Regions from separate parts of the Homo sapiens genome. Here region 2 is linked to region 1. The links are chromatin contacts, found by Hi-C or POLR2A ChIA-PET in ENCODE. All regions are on one chromosome and are shown on one strand. Each heading gives the region's core, a stretch centred on a gene start or an enhancer-like site at or near the end of the contact. The rest is flanking DNA. Distances are from core to core; before and after follow the strand shown.

The links. A loop is a pair of places that touch in the nucleus more often than their neighbours do. ChIA-PET counts read pairs that join two places held with the same protein, here RNA polymerase II (POLR2A). Pooled maps may share reads with other maps.
Region 2: a loop to region 1 is called in a pooled map, with 2.4 times the contacts of the local background. The contact joins two enhancer-like sites. A Hi-C loop is called at or near these places in 1 of 168 maps with a recorded cell type or tissue (naive thymus-derived CD4-positive, alpha-beta T cell) and 5 of 50 pooled maps. POLR2A ChIA-PET finds 5 or more read pairs at or near these places in 8 of 52 experiments (Caco-2, OCI-LY7, PC-3 and 4 more).

What each region holds. Positions count from the first base shown.
Region 1 is chr11:57,402,854-57,407,845 of GRCh38, reverse strand. It overlaps SLC43A3 (solute carrier family 43 member 3), which reads left to right. Exons shown (of 14, transcript NM_199329.3): 14 at 1-892. The coding sequence ends at 54. Among named protein-coding and RNA genes, the nearest start is that of PRG2, 15 kb to the right of the region's middle. Within about 2 kb of position 1,250, at least 10 of the 41 ENCODE cell types and tissues checked have a DNase peak (open chromatin) inside an H3K27ac peak, as active enhancers do.
Region 2 is chr11:57,473,607-57,478,440 of GRCh38, reverse strand. RTN4RL2 (reticulon 4 receptor like 2) reads right to left here. Exons shown (of 3, transcript NM_178570.3): 3 at 907-2,279. The coding sequence ends at 1,530. Among named protein-coding and RNA genes, the nearest start is that of RTN4RL2, 15 kb to the right of the region's middle. RefSeq lists a silencer at 1,476-1,945 and enhancers at 2,266-2,415, 1,633-2,461, 3,635-4,135, 4,197-4,276. Within about 2 kb of position 2,265, at least 9 of the 41 ENCODE cell types and tissues checked have a DNase peak (open chromatin) inside an H3K27ac peak, as active enhancers do.

The sequences.
Region 1 (4,992 bases), core at 1-2,500:
CTGGTATATCGGGAATGCCGTACTTGGAAAGAAAGTCCCTCTGCAATTGCATAGTTCAGAAGCCCTCACTTTTCAGCCCCGAGGATGGTTTTGTTCATCTTCCACCACCTTTGAGGACCTCGTGTCCCAAAAGACTTTGCCTATCCCAGCAAAACACACACACACACACACACACACACAAAATAAAGACACACAAGGACGTCTGCGCAGCAAGAAAAGAATCTCAGTTGCCAAGCAGATTGATATCACACAGACTCAAAGCAAAGGCATGTGGAACTTCTTTATTTCAAAACAGAAGTGTCTCCTTGCACTTAGCCTTGGCAGACCCTTGACTCCAGGGGAGATGACCTGGGGGAGGAAGTGTGTCAACTATTTCTTTAGGCCTGTTTGGCTCCGAAGCCTATATGTGCCTGGATCCTCTGCCACGGGTTAAATTTTCAGGTGAAGAGTGAGGTTGTCATGGCCTCAGCTATGCTTCCTGGCTCTCCCTCAAGAGTGCAGCCTTGGCTAGAGAACTCACAGCTCTGGGAAAAAGAGGAGCAGACAGGGTTCCCTGGGCCCAGTCTCAGCCCAGCCACTGATGCTGGATGACCTTGGCCTGACCCTGGTCTGGTCTCAGAATCACTTTTCCCATCTGTAAAATTGAGATGAATTTTGGTGTTGAAAGTTCTTCCTGGAGCAGATGTCCTAGAAGGTTTTAGGAATAGTGACAGAGTCAGGCCACCCCAAGGGCCATGGGAGCCAGCTGACCTGCTTGACCGAAGGATTTCTGACAGACTATCTTTGGGGATGTTTTCAAGAAGGGATATAAGTTATTTACTTTGGGCATTTAAAAGAAAATTTCTCTCGGGAATAATTTTATAGAAAAATAAAGCTTCTGTGTCTAAGGCAACTACTGTTTCCATCTCTCTAGGCTTTGGGCCGGGGCTGTGTGTGTGTGTGTGTGTGTGTTTGTGTGTATGTGTATGTTTCTGAGGAGGCCCTACCCTGGCATGAGAGGGTAGGGAATCTGGCTACACATCTAGTGTGGCAGCTGGACCCAGAGGTGGGGCAGGAACCCTGACTATGATTCACCCCGCTGGTCCTGGGATGTGGGCCCAGAGACTTCCTCCCCCAGGAACCCCTCTGCTTCCTCTTCCTCTCCACATCCTTAACTAACTTTAGCAGAACCCTACTCCTCACTACACACCCCCAGCTAGAAGCGCTGGATGGAATCAGAAATTCCTAGTTTGAGTTTCAATTCTGCCCCTCAGCAGCTGGGCAAGCCCCTTAACCACTCTGAGTCACTAGTTCCCCACCTGCAAAGTGCAGTTAATCATTTCTATCTCTGATGGCGATTGTGAGAATGTAAAGTCATTGCAACTGCCTAGCACATGGTAGGAGCACATGAGGGTTTGCTCCTGTGTTTACTCATGACCCTTGGGGAGGACGGGGGCAAAGAGGGAGAAGTTGAGGGTGCAGGAGGAGAGATGGCAGGTGGGTGGGATGGGAGAATCTGGGGCACACCTGCTGTCTCATTCCCACCTTGCTAGGAGAGGGACTAGGAAAGAACAGTGGGAGGCAGGGGGATGGGGGTGGAAGGCAGGGGGTGGCAGGCAGGTTCATCCATCCATTCATTCAACAAATGTTTATTGAGCACCTGCCACGTGTCAGGCCCTGTCCTGGGTGCTGGGGCTATAAAGATGCAGAAGGGTCTGAAACCCAGCTCTTCCTTCTTCCTGTGGATGTCGGGGTGTAATTTCCAGGGGCCAGGAGCCTGGGTCTGAGGGCGGACACCAAAGTTCTAGTGGTGTCTATTAGCAGCGTTTAAATCTAATGGATGGATTTGGTCTTGTTACCCTGCTCAAAAGCTTTCAGCAGCTCCCCACTGTCCACAGGACAAAAATCCAGATGCTAGCCTGGCATTCAAGGCTGTCACTAGTGTGATCTCAACCTCTCCCCTTCCCTCTTTACCTCCTACCAACAGCGGGGCAGAGCCCACCCCTGTGGACCAAGATTCCCAGTCTCTGGGTCTGTGTGTGCACCAGTTCCTCTGCGTGGGTGGCTCACCCTGCCTCAGCTTGTGAAATCCATCTGGTCTGCTGGGATCCTGCTCAAAATGTCATCTTCTCCAAAAATCATTACTCAGGCTTTCCAGCATGTCTGAGTCCCTGGCACTTGGTCACACCCTTCCTGGTGACTGGCATTTGCCTCCACATCATGACCCTCCCACCCCTTGCCTGGGCAGCATACTCCAGGAGGCAAGGTCTGTTCTCGCCTGGCTCTAATTAATCTGTGCTTACCATCCACATGGTACCAGCTAATTCTTGTTGAATGAATGATCGTTGAATGAGTGGATTCTTGTTTTGGCCTCAGAACCAATTAGAAGGAGCCAGAAAAACACATGGGGGTGGGGGAGGTGCAGTGTGGTGCAGTGGAAAAAAACCCTTCTGGAAATCTCAGCTCTGTCACTTACTTTGTCAGCTCTGTGACTTTGGATGGACCACTTCTTTGTCAGTATGGTGGGAGAAATAGACATGCCTCTCTGGGCTGTTGTAAGGATTACAAATTAGGTCGAGTGCTTGGCATGTGGTGGGTTGAACAGATCACAGCTAGCATTACAGATGATATATTAAAGCCAAAAAAAGATGCCTAATGTCCACCAGTTGGTGAACGGACAAAGGAAATGTACCATATTTGGGATATTATTTGGCAATCAAAAAAAGTACTGACACCTGCTACAACACGGATGAATCTTGAAAACATTAGACTAAGTGAAAGAAGCCAGACACAAGAAACTGCTAATGATTCCATTTAAATATGAAATATCGGGCCAGGGTGCAGTGGCTCATGCCTGTAATCCCAGCACTTTGGGATGCCAAGGTGGGCAGATCACTTGAGGCCAGGAGTTCGTGACCAGCCTGGCCAACATGGCGAAACCCCGTCTCTACTAAAAATTAGCCGAGTGTAGTGGCATGCACCTGTAATCCCAGCTACTTGGTTGGCTGAGGCACAAGAATTGGTTGAGCCTGGCAGGTGGAGGTTGCAGTGAGCCAAGATCGTGCCACTGCACTCCAGCCTGGATGACACAGTGAGGTTCCGTCTCAAAAAAAAAAAAAAAAAAGGAAAAAGAAAAAAAGAAATTTCCAGAATAGGCCAATCTGTAGAGGCAGAAAGTAGATTCATGATTGGGTAGGCCTGGGTGTGGAGGCCATGGGTAGTGATGGCTAATGGGGAAGGGGTTTCTTTTGGGGTGATGAAAATGGGTGGACTTATGGTATGTTAATTATACCTCAATAAAACTGTTATTTAAAGGAAGAAAAGATGCCTGGATTCCCCAGGAAGTGTACAGTAGACTTCTGTGAGAATCAGAAATGATTTCTGGGGAAGATGGGCGAGAGGAGAGTAAGTGGGAGAAGTGACCACGTGCGCAACTCTCATCGTTCTGCCCTGAGAGCCTTCCTCCTGCAACTTTATTTATTTATTTATTTTGAAACAGGTTCTCACTCTGTTACCCTGGCTGGAGTGCAGTGGTGTGATCTCAGCTCACTGCAGCCTCGACCTGCCAGGCTCAAGCAATCCTCCTGTTTGAGCTCCTGAGTAGCTGGGACTACAGGCGCATGCCACCACATCTGGCTAATCTTTTATTTATTTATTTATTTATTTATAGAGATTGGGGAGTCTCACTCTGTTGCTCAGGCTGGTGTCAAACGCCTGGACTCAAGTGATCCTCCCACCTTGGCCTCCCAAAGTGTTGGGATTATGGGTGTGAGCCACTGTACCTGGCACCTCCTGCAACTTCTTCCTCAAGTGGAACCAATGAGGAAGCAAGCAACTCAGAGCTTTCACAAGTTTTGATTTCAATCAGCAACGGGCTTCCAATGCAACCCTTCTCTCCTGTAACCAGCCTCAGTAGAGAGGAACTGGAGGTGAATTGGCCCCCATCACACCCCCACAGTGCCAAGCTGGGCCCTTCCATCAGGGGGAGAACACATGCCGTGTAAGGGACAGCCAACAGCATAAAATAGGAATTGTGTGATGATCCCTTTTAAGCCTATTCAGCCCAGGGAAGTGCATATGATCAGCCCCATTTCATAGATGAAGAAAGTCAGGTTCACCCATTAGCACATTGTGGGGCTGGTATTTAAACCAGGTCTGTCTGGCTCCCAAGGTCACATTCATTTAGACATTACCTTTACTTTACATTTCTTCTTCTTTTCTTCTTCTTCTTCTTCTTCTTCTTCTTCTTCTTCTTCTTCTTCTTCTTCTTCTTCTTCTTCTTCTTCTTCTTCTTCTTCTTCTTCTTCTTCTTCTTCCTCTTCTTCCTCTTCTTCCTCTTCTTCCTCTTCTTCCTCTTCTTTTCTTCTTCCTCTTCTTCCTCTTCTTCCTCTTCTTCTTCTTCTTCTTCTTCTTCTTCTTCCTCTTCTTCTTTCTTCTTCTTCTTCTTTTTTTTTTGAGGTGGGGTCTTGCTCTATTGCCCAGGTTGAATGCAGCATCATCATACCTAAATGCAGCCTTGAACTCCTGGCCTTAAGCAATCCCCCTGCCTCGGCCTCCAAAAGTGCCAAGATTTCAGGCATGAGCCACCATGCCCAGCCTGCATTTATTCTCTTGTAAGAAAGATATCATTTAAAACAGACGAGAAAATAAAGAGGGACATGAAAAAGACGCATCACCATTAATTGGACCACTCAGAGATAATCATGGTTAACATGTTGGTATGTTCCCTCCCGTCATTTGACTGGATGTATGTGATAATTTAAATGATCTCATAAGCTTTTCCTTATGTAATCAAATAGTAGCCAAAAACATGATTTTAAATGGCTGCTCACAACCCCATCTCGTGGTTCTGCCACGCCTTGTTTATCCCCATCCACCCCCTACTCCCTTTCCCCTTCCCTGCCTGTGTGGGGGTCCTAGATGACGGTGAGCCAGAGGGCAGCCTTGGTCAGCAGATTGGAGAGTGCAAATAATAAAAACACTCAGAAGGCGAGCTGTTGTCAAGTGGGCTTA
Region 2 (4,834 bases), core at 1,016-3,515, 70 kb before region 1:
TAGATTCTTAGCTCCAAATTCAAACTACCAAACTTCTCTCCAAGTGCTCAGTCTGATGAGACTCACCCCTAAATCCCAACCCAAGTCCTTCTTAGCCTGAGCTCTTCCCAGTCCCCAGCCTCTCTTCCACACACCAGAAAGATGAAGGTTCTGATTGTACCTCAAGCCAGTAATGCATCCCAATTTGGGATTCCTGTCCCTCTGATCACCCGAGTTCCTCGGTCCCTCTTCTAGCCTGTTTGGAAACCTGCTTCTCTGACCTGGTTCATCCCTGATGGCTTCTACCTCACAGGAGCTGAGAGAGAGACCACATACCCACAGGGTTGCTGTGTGCAGGTGTGTACGCTGTGCACTGCACAAGGGCACTTAGCCAAGGAGGCAAGTGTACGCGGAAACCCAGCCTTGGTCTCTGTTTGCTAAGGTGTTTGCTCTGGCATGGGGCTGTGTTTCCCTGAGGGAGCAGTGCCTTGTTCACATTTACCCAAAGCCATGTTGGGGCTGTCTGTGACCAGGAGTGTGTATGTGACTCCTCCTTGCAGGAGAACTGCTCTTGTTTCCTGAAGGAACAGGGTCTGGAAGAGGGCTGTTAACCAGACAGCAGGTCTTCCCCAGGCTTAGTTCCTCAGGCGCCAGACCACTCAGGGTTGGCTGCAGCTCTTCCCCTGGACAAATGAAGAGAAGAGGTGCCACCAGCACCCACTCTTGGCTGCCACACTGCGCCTCACCTAGAATGCAGGGCTTCAGCTCCTCCTCATGGCGGGGGAGCGCACACCACCTCCAGCCACCAGGAAGCTCTTTGATGGCGGGGGACGGCTCCCCTTCTCCAACCCTCCTGGCCCTGCAATCCTTACATTCTGAGACCTCATCCCGCTTTCGGGGTCCCAAGTCAACAAATCTTACAGTAGATAAAATAATAGAATTTTTTAATAAATTTTTTTTCCCAAACAACTTCTTTTGATCTTCACCACGCAGGGGCCACAGTGGAGAGGAAAGTTCTCTCCAGGTGCCCTAAAAAGTGTCCAGGGTAGACTTAGGAGAAAAGTATTCCTCCAGTGTCAGGAGGTTGAGGGGACTAGGGTAAGCAGGGGTCAGGGTCAGCCTGGCCCTGACTGAGGCATCCCCCAAAGGGTCCTGGGTGGGGCTCCCTGGGGGAGCTTCCAAAGGCTCTGCTGGTGGAAGACGCTCTGCAGACAAAAGCCCCTCTGGTGTCCGCTGTGGGCCCTTAGGAGTGCGGGTCAGCGGCTGCCTGGGGGGCCCCACCCCAGCCTTGGGATGGGGAAGAGTTAATGGCCAGAACTGGGGAGGGCAGGGCTGAGCCACCACACACGCCCTCTTGGGGCTGCCACAAGTCAGGACAGCCCAGGGGGCAGGCAAGGAGAGGCGGCCTGCTCCCCGGGGAGGAGAGGAGCTGGGAGGGGAAAGGGAGGCAGCAAGGCCAGGGAAGGTGGGGCGACTGGGGCCGGAGCCGCAGCCCCGGGTGGACGGGAAGCGGGGATCGGACACTGGCCTCTTCGATCTCAGCACCGCAGTCAGAGGTGGTGGGGCACCAGGAGCAGGAGGCAAAGCAGAGGGCTGGGGAGCCCGGCCGAGAGCGCAGGGCCTCGGGAGTCCGGGGGCGCCTGGCAGGCAGCGCCGGGGCACATCTGCTCCCCTCGCTGGTCCTCACCCCCGTAGCCCCCCCAGTAGTCGTCCTCAGTAGGCGCGTCCCCGCCCTGGCGCCCCCGCGAGTCTTCGGCAGGCAGATCTCGGTAGAGGGTGGAGGGATCGGCTGGGGGCGCCCCGGCCTCGGCCACCCCGTACAGGTGGTTGGAGGAGCTGTTGCCGCGGGCGCGGCTGCCCGGCCGCGTGGGTGCCGCGGGCGGACACGCCTGGAAGTCGGCCTCGCGGAGCGCGCGCAGGTCTCGGCCCTGGCGCTCCGGGGGGGTGGCGCAGGTCACGTCGGAGCTGGACACGCGCGCGCGCTGGAACCAGGCCCAGAGCGGCCGCGCGCGGCAGTCGCACGCCCAGGGGTTAGCGTTGAGCCGCAGGAACTCGAGCGAGGGCAGGTCGGCGAGCGCCTCGCCGGGCAGCGAGGCCAGGCTGTTGTTGAACAGGTAGAGGATGGTGAGGCGGCTGAGGCCGCGGAAGGCCGCGCGGTGCACGCCCTGCAGCCGGTTCCCGTGCAGCAGCAGCCGGTCCAGGCTGCCCAGGCCGCGAAACACGTGCTCTGTGAGCAGCCGCAGGCGGTTCCCGTGGAGGAAGAGGTGGCTCAGGTTGGCCAGGTCCGCGAACAAGTCATCCTGGGTGGGGTGGAGTGGGGCACAGAAGAAGAGAATGGGCCTGAGGTAGGGTGCAGACCCCGCTGGGGCCTTGGCCGGGGGAGGGAAGGGGGTGCACCGTGGCAGAAGAGAAAGGGTTGACCTTTTGATTCATAGCATCCTGGATTTGGATTCTGCCTCCTCTAACCTATTTGCTGTGGAAAAAGTGGTATTGGTGAGGTCAGTGGTTCCTAAACTTTCGGGTGTATTAGGATCCCCTGCGGATCTCTGAGCGGGGTGGGGCGGGGGGCAGAGTTTCTAATTCAGGAGGTTTGGGGTGGAGCCTGGGAATCCCCATGTCTACAGGTTCCCCAGGGAAGCCAGTGTGGCCATTGGCAGGACCACAGTTTGAGTTTCAGAACTTCTGGTTTGGTGAAGTATGGAGACTGGGGAGCCAGCCTTTCTGATTTCAAATCTTGGATCTGTCATTAACTGATGCCACCGTGGGCAAGTCACTCAGGATATCTGTGACTCAGTTTCCTCATCTGTATAATGTAGAGATTAAATGAAGCAGCATGTATGAAGGTGCTTAGAACACCTTTCCTTGTGGAGTTCTATGAGTTCCATGAGTTAGCCATTATTCTTTTTTTTTTTTTAATTTTTGTTTTTGTTTTTGTTTGTTAGCCATTATTCTTAACTTGGCCAAGCCAGTCATCTCTCTGTGCCTGTTTCCTCATCTGTAAAATGGGGATGAGTATACCTACTTCCTGGGTTTGTTCTGAGGATTCCAGAGGATGGTTCACATAAAGATCATATGAGGGAAGTGCTGGACACGTGCCCAGCACACAGGGATTTGGTCCAATTATGAAGCCCACAGGCTCAGCACTTAGAGCCCTAGTTCAAAATCCAGCTTGCCTTTTCCCTAGCTGTGTTATTTTAGGCAAGTTTTAACCTCATGGAGTCTCAGGTTCCTCAGTATGTACAATATTCCTTATTATGTATAACCCCCTCAGCAGGCTAAAGGAGGGTTGGATGATAAATGCTGTTAAGGGTACAGTATCTGGCAGGTGCATAGTCAACCATCAATAAATGGTGGCTACTATGACAATAGGGGCTCAGTAACAATTGGGTCCTGTCCCTTTTCTTTAAAAGAGGAGCTCCCTGGGGGAACCAAAGTACTGCTACTAGGCTGGGTATTGGGGTGAGGGGCATCAGCTCCACCCCCAGAGGCGGCAGGGGAGGAGAGGAAGGAAGCCACATTGCATTACTACTCCCCTTAGAGGCGCTGTCCCACCTGCCTGGTGCTAGGGAGTCACCTAATCAGGCCACATTAGTGCAGAAAGGACCTTGGAACTATGGTTCAGAATTAACAGCGGGGGGCGGCGGGTGTGTGTGGCCCACGGCCAGTGGGGATTCCTGGACTCTGCATTATAACCAGCTCACCAGGGGATTCTGATGATCAGCTGACTTGGGAGCTAATGCCTTGGCACCCATCAGCCCAGCTCACTTTTTTAGAGGAGAGCACTGGGGCTCAAAGAGATAAGGGCTTGCCAGAGAGGGAAGCAGGACTTCAGCTCCCTGACCTCACTGCCTTGAGGTCCTCCCCTCTTGTGCAGGGCATCACTGTGGTCAGCAGGTTCCAGGAGGTCTGGGTCTCAGAACAGGAGCATCCACTCTGCTCAGGCCAGTTCACCCAGGGGGCCTGTTCCCTGACTGTGGCACTCCCTCCCTCACTGCCTGGGGAGACGCTTTCCTCCCCATGCCTGCCACCCAGGAGCCTGGTCGGAGGCCTCAGGTTGGGGGAGGGCATTGACTCCCAGCCTACACCCACAGCCTCCACCTTCCTGTGCTCCTGCCTGTTCTCGCCCCCTCCCATCTGGCTTCCGCCCTCTTCGCTACAGGAACTGAGCGTGCCAAGAGCCCTCCTCTTGGCCACATTGAGATCCGTCCCCCTCAACCTTCTCGGCTGCCTCTGACACCACCATTCTCCGCCCCCTGCTGCCACCACCCCAAATCCTGGCTCAGGCCTCCAGCTGGCTCCTTGCACCTCCCTGGCCTCAGCCTGACTCACCATGGCCTGGTGCTCTTGTTCTCTTCCAGGCCCATCCAGGGGGTAGGCTTGGAATCCCTGCCACTCAAAACACCTAAATGGGGTTCCTCTTTTTATGAAGTGTCAGCAAGAGTAGGACACACCCAGAGATGTATGGTCAGAGGATCGATAAGGGGCCGGGGGTTGGGGGAGAGTGAGCAGGGGTAATCCACATTTTGGGGGACCTCGGGAGGTCAGAAGAGTAGACCAAAGTTCCAGAGATCCTAGGGAATTCAGGTGCCTTTGACCCACAGCCCCAGGTTTTGGCCCACAGAATTTCTTGATTCTAACCTCCTCTCCTCTCCTTTTGTTTCTCTGCAAAAAGTCCTGCCCCTCCCTTCTCTGAGCCTCTGCCTTGGGGTCCATTGCCTCCTCCCCCCATCCAAGCTGTTGCCAAATCCCGTTGCCACTTCCTTGAATGTAGCTTTCAAATCCGGTCCTTCCTCTCTCCACTGTTAAAACCGTTCTCTATGCATTAATAAGCTCTTGACTTTCACAGCCCTAGCCC